2 separate regions of the Homo sapiens genome follow, and region 1 is linked to region 2. A link is a contact called in ENCODE Hi-C or POLR2A ChIA-PET data. All regions are on one chromosome and are shown on one strand. The core of a region is the stretch at or near the end of the contact, and the rest is flanking DNA. Distances in the headings are between cores, read along the strand shown. Region 1 holds the start of MAPK9 (mitogen-activated protein kinase 9). Region 2 holds the start of HNRNPAB (heterogeneous nuclear ribonucleoprotein A/B).

What was found. Hi-C counts contacts between places; a loop is a spot of excess contacts on that map. ChIA-PET counts read pairs that join two places held with the same protein, here RNA polymerase II (POLR2A). Pooled maps may share reads with other maps.
Region 1: a loop to region 2 is called in a map with no recorded cell type, with 19 times the contacts of the local background. The contact joins the promoter of MAPK9 here to the promoter of HNRNPAB in region 2. A Hi-C loop is called at or near these places in 1 of 168 maps with a recorded cell type or tissue (CD14-positive monocyte), 1 of 37 single-sample maps with no recorded cell type and 7 of 50 pooled maps. POLR2A ChIA-PET finds 5 or more read pairs at or near these places in 1 of 52 experiments (activated CD8-positive, alpha-beta memory T cell).

Annotation. Positions count from the first base shown.
Region 1 is chr5:180,289,126-180,293,937 of GRCh38, reverse strand. MAPK9 (mitogen-activated protein kinase 9) reads left to right here and starts at 1,855. Exons shown (of 12, transcript NM_002752.5): 1 at 1,855-2,090. It overlaps LOC124901151 (a long non-coding RNA gene), which reads right to left and starts at 1,706. Exons shown (of 2, transcript XR_007059085.1): 1 at 1,638-1,706. RefSeq lists an enhancer at 735-1,377 and silencers at 1,300-1,639, 1,650-2,019, 2,150-2,339.
Region 2 is chr5:178,202,187-178,207,147 of GRCh38, reverse strand. It overlaps HNRNPAB (heterogeneous nuclear ribonucleoprotein A/B), which reads right to left and starts at 2,615. Exons shown (of 8, transcript NM_031266.3): 1 at 2,408-2,615; 2 at 2,102-2,333; 3 at 1,138-1,306; 4 at 258-416; 5 at 1-54. The coding sequence starts at 2,310. It also overlaps a transcript of PHYKPL not described here. RefSeq lists silencers at 1,642-2,051, 2,082-2,191, 2,212-2,431, 2,732-2,801.

The sequences.
Region 1 (4,812 bases), core at 606-3,105, 2.1 Mb before region 2:
CCTTCCTAATGAGAAGCACCCATCAGTGCTCCTTGGTGGAACCTCAGATCTGACAGCTAGGCTTTTACTCTTTTCCCATAATCCTCGATCCTGACAATTTCTGGTTTCCTGTTCTCTCTCATGCACTTGAGGCAGGTGGCAGGTGAGTCTGAGGTAGCGACAGGTGTGGGCCCTCCTCAATGCAGGCCACACTGTGACGTAGAATTTCAAGCAGCGATGAGCCATGCTCAAATTTAGAAAACTCCCTCTGGTGGCCAAGGGGGACACCATGCTGGATCCGTTCCTCTACCCCACCCCTCCTCTGAGGCTCTGGTGCCTCCAAGCGGCCTGGCCCAGACCTCAGTGCCCTTGGAACCTGGGTCACAGGCTAGCTGCCCTCCCCAAATTCTGCAACCACCCTTCACGCCACCCAGCCCCTTACCCTCCCCATCTGCAGAGTCCTGTTCCTTCTCCCCACTCTGGCCCTGGCCACTCTGTGGATCCTGGTATTGTGTTACTGCTGTTCTACACCACACTCACCATTTGTCAACCATTGTTCCCACTCTTCTAGTCCCCAAAGGCCGGCTCTCCACGGTTTTCCCCATGTGCCCAGCCTCAGTGCCTCTCTTCCTGCTTCACTTTTCAACGTAGATCTGGCAACATCCCAAGCCCCGGCCTCTCCCATCCTGTACGACCCCCAGGCCGCTGGTACCTGATCCAGCCTCAAAAGCAGCTCAGAGTCAACGGGTCCCAGTCCCTAGGGGGCTCTGAGCAAGAGACTCCTCGCCCCGCCCCCCACTCCTCTCAGAGGCTTGACTGAGCACCTCCCTTTTTTTTTTTTTTTTTTTTTTTTTTTTTTTTTTTTTTTTTGAGAGAGTCTCACTCTGTCACCCAGGCTGGAGTGCAATGGCGCAATCCCGGCTCACTGCAACCTCCGCCTCCCAGGTTTAAGTGATTCTCCTGCCTCAGCCTCCCGAGTAGCTGGGATTACAGGCGCCCGCCACCACGCCCAGCTCATTGCTTCGTATTTTTAATAGAGACGGGGTTTCACCAGGTTAGCCAGGCTGGTCTCGAACTCCTCACCTCAGGTAGTCCACCCGCCACGACCTCCCAAAGTTCTAGGATTACAGGCGTGAGCCACCGCGCCCTGCCGCACCTCCTAATTTTTAGATGTTGTCAACTAAGTGATCCCGCCACCAAGCGCAGTCTCCTCCTGCGTCACCGACCCACCGGGTCACCTGTCTACACACCGCCATCTCTTCGCACCCCCTCCCCCTCTTCGACCCGGCTTCTGGCCTCACCCACACCCCCATAGACCCGTTCCTCCGGCGCCGCAGCGAGCAACCGAGTGCGAGGCCCGCCCCGCCTACCGGGCCCTAGCACGCCGGGCTCCCGGACGCCAGGCCGGCCTCCCCCCGCGATCGCCCCGGGCTCTCCCCGAAACGGGCGGGCTCCCGTGCCGCTCCAGTCGCCTCACCGCCACAAGCCTGCACCTGCAGCCCGAGGCCCGGCTCCCCGCGGACCCCGCGGTGTGAGCCCCGCGCGCCTCCAGCCCGGTTCCCGGTCCTCCGGGCCACCCTCTCCACCGAGCTGCGCCCCCCTCGCAGGGAGAGCGGGCTCAGCCGGTGGGCCGCGCAATGCCTGCGTCTCCAGCTCACCGCGTGCACTGCGCGCACCCGAGCGCCATGGCCACTCGGCCCGCGCCACTGAAAGGCCCGGGGGCGAAGAACCCGCGGAACCCCGGCCCAGGACCTCGGGCGCCCGACCCGGCCCCCGACCCCGCCCGCGCCACCCTCCATCGGCCCGCCCCCCAGGCGCCATTGGCCGCGCCTGCTCCGCTCTCCGCGCGCTGATTGGTCGGCGCGAGGGTCTGTCAGACCGGGCGCCGCGGCGGCGGCAGCGGCGGAGAAGGGAGCGGGACCGGAAGGGTCGCAGCGCCCCGGCGCCCCTCACACCCACTGCGGCGGCGGCGGCGGCGGCGGCGGCGGGGCGGAGCGGAGCGGGGCGGGCCGGCGGCGGAGCCGGGGCCGCGGAGCCAGGAGTGACTAGCACGCAGCGCCGCCAGTCCGCCCGCCCGCCCTCTCCCCGTGGCGCGGCGGCGGGGAGGCGAGGTGAGCCCGGCGGGCGGGCTAGGCCTGGCGGCGGCTGCTCGGGCCGGGCCCGCGGGGAGGGGCGGTGAGGGAACCGCGCGGCCGGGGGCTTCGGGGCGGGCCGGGGGCTGCGGGGCCCTGGCAGCCGCAGCCGTCGCCCCTGTGCTGGGGGATGCCGCAGGCGCCCCCTTCCGCCCGGCTGTCAGCAGCCCCGGGCTGCGGGCCTGCTCACCGGCCTGGCCCGGCCGACCTGCCCGTGGGGTCTGCGGGCGCCATCCCTCCCGGAGGTGGGGCAGACAGCTGCACTCCTGCGCCGGGTGCCCAGGGGCCCGGGGTCGCGTCCCCGCGACCTTGGCCAAGGCACTGACCCTCGCTCTGCCGCGGTTTTGCCTTCGGGAAGGTGGGGAAATGTCTCTTCTGGACAGGGTTGTTGTCAGGCTGTGTGAATGTATGCAGACGCCTGGGCAGGACCCCGGTGTGCATCTGTGGAAGACTGGGCAGGGTGCTGGCCCGTGCTGGTGTGAGTGGTGTAGGAACCCCCTCCCCACCCGCCCAGCCTCCCGCCTCCCCGCGCACTCCTCTCTTGCCTTGTCATTGCACACTCGGTGTCCAGCAGTGCCAGAGGGGACCCAGCCCGAATCCCTTACCACCGCGCCCCTCCCCCAGAAGACTGCTGCCCCGTCCCACTCATCTCGCCCGCCTTGAACATGCCAGCCCGCATTTGCCCCAGGACCTTTGCATTTGCTGTTTCCCCGTCTTTGGAGTTGTCTCCGTGATCTTGGCACAAGTAGCTCTTTCTGCTCCTTCCTCTGGTCAGATGTCTCGTTTTGGGTGAGGCCCTCCTCGACCACCCTCTTTCTTCCCTTAGTCATGCTATTTCATTATTTAAAAAATTTCCTTCCTAGCTCTCATCTGGTTTGAAACTATTCTATTTATTTGCCTGCTTATTTTCTGTCTCCCCGACTAGGATGTAACTTTGTGAAAACAGGTAGCTGTCTGATTTGTCCACTGCTTTATCCCCAGTGCTTAGAAAGCACACAGGAAGTATTCAGTAGTATCAGCTCAATGAATGAATGAATGATCAAAGAAATGGCCCAGCCTGCCTGTTGTCTCTGCTTTATCTGTTCATTTAGTGACTTCTGATTAGCGTGTGAAACTTGTAAGCAGATGGAAGCTTGTTCTATTTTGTGAAACATTTTGGTGTCCTTGACCCCTTTAATTGCTAACTGTTGGAACAAGCTGTGATATAAAATCTCACATTTTTATAATAGTTTAGCTGTAGCTTTCTTCCACACATACAAGAGACATTTACTGAATTCTGCATTATCTAGGTCATGCTTTCTGCTAGACCCTACGGACACAAGGCAGATAGCAACGGGGTCCCTTTCCCGAGAGAGCCCAGGAGCCCAGTAGAGAAGGCAGGCATGCAGACACTTAGTTCCAGGACTGTACAACCCTTGCTATAGGGGAGGGGCTATGCCATGGAAATGTGGAGGAGGTGACAGGTGGTGCTGGGGGGCCTTGAGGGTGATAAGAAATTTGCTAGGCAGGGAGAGGCACAGAGGTGTGAAGGAGCAGGGCCAAGGAAGGACCGTAGGCCACTGTGGAGTTGAGAATCAGTCTGGAGGGCCAGGTGTAAGGACACAGAGTCGTGGGGACCCTAAAGAACAGGAACCTTACCCAGCAGTTTTCTAGAAGAAGGTGGAATTTGGCTGGGTGCCATGGCTCACGCCAGTAATTTCAAGACACTTTGGGAGGCTGATGTGGGAGGATCACTTCAGGCCAGGAGTTCAAGACCAGCCTGGGCAACGTAGCGAGATCTGTCTCTACAAAAAATTTTAAGAAATTAGCTAGGTGTGGTGGCATCCACCTGTAGTCCTAGCTGCTTGGGAGGCTGAGGTGGAAGGATCCCATGAGCCCAGGATTTGGAGCCTGCAGTGAGCTATGATCACACCACTGTGCTCCAGCCTGGGTGACAGAGCAAGACCCTGTCTCTAAAAAGGAAGGCAGCACTCCACATTTGTTCTGATTTTTAAATGTTGGCAATAGCTAATTAAATTTTTTTTTAATGCTGTGAGCCAAGCCAAATACAGATTCATTCAGCTTGGTTGCAGGATCGTCATCCTCCAGGACTGGCTGTGTGGGAGGGAGGAGCTGTGAGGAGAGCAGGAAAGGTAGCCTAAGGCCAGGGGAGCCAGGCCCTGTTTGCCCAGGTGCCAGCCCAGATACTCATTTGATTGTAACTGGAGCCCTGTGGAAACGGAAGCTCAGGAGTCTAAGTAGTCTGTTTCTTAGCAAGCAGCTGGTGAGTGGAGTTCGAACCCAGATCACTTCCCAGATAAGGATTCTTTCCTGGGTCCCTCAGCTCTGAGTATTCTCTTTTGGCTTTTAACTTGTTCTGGAAGAATGACCACCAATCTATTTAATGTTTTCCTCCATTTAACTTTTTTTTTTCTTCAAAAGGATCCTGCAGAGTTAAAAACAATACTATTTTTGCATAGACTTCTCTTTTGACAGCTTTGATTTTCCTGGCAATTTAATTTTCAGGGTGCCAGGACTTTAATTTGTTCACAGATTAAAATCTGTTTATTTGGTCCCGTAAATAAACAACAGAGGGGATACTTGAATGTGTCTAAGATAAAATATTCTTAATTTTCTGGATAAAGAAAAGGACCAGACAAACCAGTTAATAGCGAGTAAACCAGTTGTTTTCATGAGGCATAAGATAAAACAGAGACCAGAT
Region 2 (4,961 bases), core at 1,366-3,865:
AAAACCTCGTCTTTTGTTCAACTTTGGATCCATTGGCAATTCAATGGCCTCAATCTGCAAAAAGCATAGGCAAACTCAGGCCCAATACCTCCCTACCCCAGAGCATATAGGGGACTCACAGGAGAAAAGACCCCATTGAAGACAGAGGGTGAAAAATAAGCCCTGCCTGGGAGGGTCTAGCCAGCCAAGGATACCAAGGACCAGAAAGAAGGCAGCCTTAGGGGCAGCTGATGGGCTATTCCCAGAGCCACACTCACCTCCCCAAACTCGCCAAAGTACTCCCTGATCTTTTCCTCAGTGGCTTCAGGATTCAGACCCCCAACGAAGATTTTCTTCACCGGGTCCTTCTTCATAGCCATGGCCTTTTTAGGGTCAATGACACGGCCATCCAGCCTGTGCTCCTTCTGGTCTAGGACCTGTTCCAACAGAAAGGGGTCAGGCTGACTCAGCAGCACGAGCCAGACAAGGCCCTTCTCTCTAAGCCATAAAGACACCAGTACAGATACAAACATGTGTTTCACCCCCTCCAAATTCTACCCCAGCTTAACCTCCCAACCCAATTTTCATCAAACCTCAAGTACAGCTGGTTTACCTCGACACCTAGAAAACAGTCCTCACACTTAAGCCTTTGATCATGCTCTTCCTGCCCAAGCAGTCCCAGCGTGAGGCCCATCTCCAGAAGCGAAGCAGCAGGGACTCGGAGCATAGGCTGAAGATGGGCCACAGGGGAAGGAATCCTCCCTCCACTCCCTACTAGCTGTGACCTCTTCTACTTACATTTCTGAGCCTTAGGGTTTTGGTTTTTGTCCTGTAAAATGGGGCTAAAAGCCTATCATACCAATCATGGACTCTCTTGTAATCCTCCCAGATGTTTAGCGCCGTACCCAGAATAGGCACATAAAAGGTAATGAATGTCAACTGTCATCTTCCCGAACCACTCCAGCACATTCTCTCACTCCCAGCTTAATCTGTATTTTCATCCCCTCAAAAACCGGAACATAACCTCCGGCTTTGGGTTTTGCCCAAAGCACTTAAATCACATGCAGACCACACAAACTAGTCATGCTTTAAGAAAGGTGTCCTCTTAGAATTCAAATCGTTTCCACTGAGACTGCTGAAATCCAGTACCCAGCTTACCTTCTCCACACTGGCTGCATCTTTGAACAGGATAAACCCAAACCCTCTTGACCGTCCAGTGTTGGGATCCATTTTTATTGTACAGTCAACGACCTCTCCAAATTTAGTAAAATAGTCTTTTAAATCTTTTTTGCTAGTATCCCAGCTCAGGCCACCAACGAACATTTTTCTGAAATGGTAGGGTGAGACACACGGCAACAAGTCTTGTAAGCAAGCTGTGATTTTGGAAAGGACTGGCCCTGGCAAAGTTCTCACGAAGTCTACAGCTACCCTTAGAGTCTGCAAGGAGCACCTTAGAAAGATGTTAAATCTCCACTACCCTCCAAATTGAACTCAACCAGGACCCTAACGAGGCTTAACAAGGCTCTGCAGCCCCAGCCTGTGAGAAGCAAAGAAGGGACCACCTCACCAGGGGTATGGGACCTAACCACTCATAACTGGAAATTCATGTGTTCTACAACCATGTAGCAAAGGGCCAGCGTCTCCACCAACTCCTGAGAACTCGTTTCAAGGAACTCGATGTTTCCGGGGACCAAGCCCGCCCAGGGTTCAGACCGTGACTCCGCCCCCGGGAGAGGCGGAGGAGGGAGGTCCGGGCCCCGGCTCGCGCCAACTCCGCCCACGCAGCCGCCGGCGCGGCCCAAGACGCCGCCGGGCCCCGGGTCCGAGCGCTTTCCCTCTTCCGGGCCATCCGCCCGCCCCTGCGCCGGCTCCGGCCCTGGCCCTGGCCCTGGCAGCGCGCGAGCGGCCCCGGGGCGGCGCCAAAGTCGACCCAACAAACTCCCGCAAACTCCAGCGCGAGTGGCAGCGCCAGGCCCGGCCCGCGAACGCAGCGGCGACAGTCCGCGGGCCGCACCAGCCCCGACCCGGGCCAGGCCGCCGCCCCTCCCCCCGCCGCGTGGCGCCAACAAAAGGCGGCCCCGGAACAAAGGCGGCGCCCCCGTCCGCCCGCGGCCGCACCTACCCCGCGTCCTCCTCGTTCTTGCTGGCGTTGATCTGGTCGCCCTCGGCGCCGTTCTGATTCCCGCTCGGGGGCGCCGCGGTCGCGCCTCCAGCCCCCGCCGCGGCGCCCGTGCCAGCCCCGGCCGGCGACTCGCCTTCGGGGACGGCCTCATGTCCGTTCTCGGTGGCGCCCGTCGTCTCCATGGGCTGCTCCTCGCCCGCTTCCGACATGCTAGGCCGAGGCGCGGCGGCTCCTGCAACCAGCGGCGACAGCGCGTCAGGCCGGCGCGGCTCCCGCCAGAGCTCCCGCCCGCCGGCCGCCGCTCACCTCGCCGCCGATGACGCCGCGGGGCCCGCTCGTCCCCACCCGCAGGGGAAGGCGCCGCAGGCTCGGCCGCACTCAAGCTCGCGCTGCTGAGGCCTCGCCCCAGTCAGCCCACGGAGCTGCTCCAACTGTGTCTCCTCCTCCTTGGCCGCCGCCGCACGGGAACCCACCGACCAACAGCCAAGCTCCGTCCCGCGCGGTGCCGCCGCCTGACAATGCCGACTCGTGGCGCCCTTTATAATGCCGGAGCCGGGTGCCACATCGCAACAAACTGCACACTCATTGGCTGCTCAAGTCCGTCACTCAACCTAGCTTCAGCGTCCCATTGGCCGCCACGGCGCGCGCGCTCTAGACCTGGGCGGGCTTTGTCCTCATTTTAGAACGCGCGCGAGTCCGGCCGCTACGGAGGGCTCCCGAAGCCGGGCGGGACGGCGCCGGGTCCAGGGCGGCGGGCAGCTACAGCACATCGGTGGGAGGGCCTAATCGGATTGTAAGCTCGTCGAGGCCGCTGGTCTCTTGCTCTCGAGGACTCCATCCCAGCATTGGCAGCCTCCGCCTCCCCATGTCCCAAAAGAGGAAACTGGGCTGGAGAAAGTTTCGCAGCCCAAGGACGCGTGGCTGGAAGTGGCAGAACCCGGGCTTCCGAGGTTGGGCGAGTGGGGTCCTCCAAGGCCCTCAGCACGGGTCGGAGGGATTGGGACTGAACCCGCCATCCCCCTGGACCTTGGTGCCCTCCAAGCCCCGCGCTCGCGCCCTGTCCGTCGCCTCCCCCAGAGATGCTCTGCAGGGACGATGAGACCTTGGTGTTCCCCGGTTCTCTGTCCCCTGGCACCACCTGAACGATTGACATCGCATTTGTACTTTTGTTTACTTAAATTTTTTCCTGTAAATCATTTGTCTTTCTTTTTCTTCCTTTTTATTATTTTTTTTTTTTTGATGGAGTCTTGCTCTTGTCGCCCAGACTGGAGTGCAATGGCGCGATCTCGGCTCACCGCAACCTCCGCCTCCCGGGTTCAAGCGATTCTCCTGTCTCAGCCTCCCGAGTAGCTGGGATTACAGGCATGCGCCACCACGCCCGGCTAATTTTTTTGTTTTTTTAGTAGAGACGGGGTTTCACCATGTTGGCCAGGATGGTCTCGATCTCCTGACCTCGTGATCCGCCCGCCTGGGCCTCCCAAAGTACTGGGATTACAGGCGTGAGCCACCGCGCCCGGCCTTTTTTTTTTTTTTTTTTTTTTTAAACAAATACGGAGGCCGGGCGCGGTGGCTCCCGCCTGTACTCCCAGCACTTTGGGAGGTCCAGGCGGGCGGATCACGAGGTCAGGAGATCGAGACCATCCTGGCGAACATGGTGAAACCCCGTCTCTACTAAAAATACAAAAAAATTAGCCGGGCGTGGTGGTGGGCGCCTGTAGTCCCAGTTACCGGGAGGCTGAGGCAGGAGAATGGCGTGAACCCGGGAGGCGGAGCTTGCAGTGAGCCGAGATCTCGCCACTGCACTCCAGCCTGGGCGACAGAGCGAGACATCGTCTCAAAAACAAAACAAAACAAATACACCACTCGTGAACTCACGAGGTAAAGGACAGGGTGGGGGCGTTGTTCTCTTCCTAATACACAAAACTCCTTTATATTATCTCCTTGACCACAAAATTTTAAAGGCCTCGGTAATCCCGTTATTCCTTTTAATCATATGGGTGGTGGGCCCCAAGGCAAGCAGGATTACAACCTCTGGAGCCTGCAGGTTACCAAATAGCAACCCAGAACACAAGGAACTAGCGTTTCCAGTGGATTCCTGCAGCCAGGACCAGTGTGGTGGGCTGGGCATTCCATTTTCTCTTCTGTATCTTAACAACCAAAGTAAGGTGGTATGGTCACCAATTTTATTTATTTTATTTTTTGACACAAGGTTTTGTTCTGTAACCCAGGCTGGAGTCCAGTGGCACGATCACGGCTTACTGCAGCTTCAACCTCCCGGGCTCAAATGAGCCTCCTGCCTCAGCCTCCCAAGTAGCTGGAACCAGAAACGTGGCCACCACGCCAAGCGAATTTTTTGTAAACACAGGGTCTCCCTATGTTGCCCAGCTAGATCACCAGGTTTTTTTTTTCTTTGAGACGGGGGTCTCGCTCTGTCGCCCAGGCTGGAGTACAGTGGAGCCATCTCAGCTCACAGCAACCTCCACCTCCCAGGTTCTAGCGATTCTCCTGCCTCAGCCTCCTGAGTAGCTGGGATTGCAGGTGTGTTCCACCATGCCGGGCTAATTTTTGTATTTTTAGTAGAGATGGGGTTTTACCATGTTGACCAGGCTGGTCTTGAACTCCTGATCTCAGGTGGATCACCAATTTTAAATGAGAAAACTGAAGTCAAGAGCAGCGGCCCAAAGCTACACAACCAACTCAGGCACTAACTCCACCCAGGCACTGGAGTTGCCCTGAGAATGAAAAATGAAGATACGTGGATTTCAGGCTTCTCTAGGAAAGTCCGAAGATTTAGCTCACACTGTACTGCCTTCCCCCAAAGTAACAATCAAGTGCAGCTGGGATACCCATACCCAGGTGG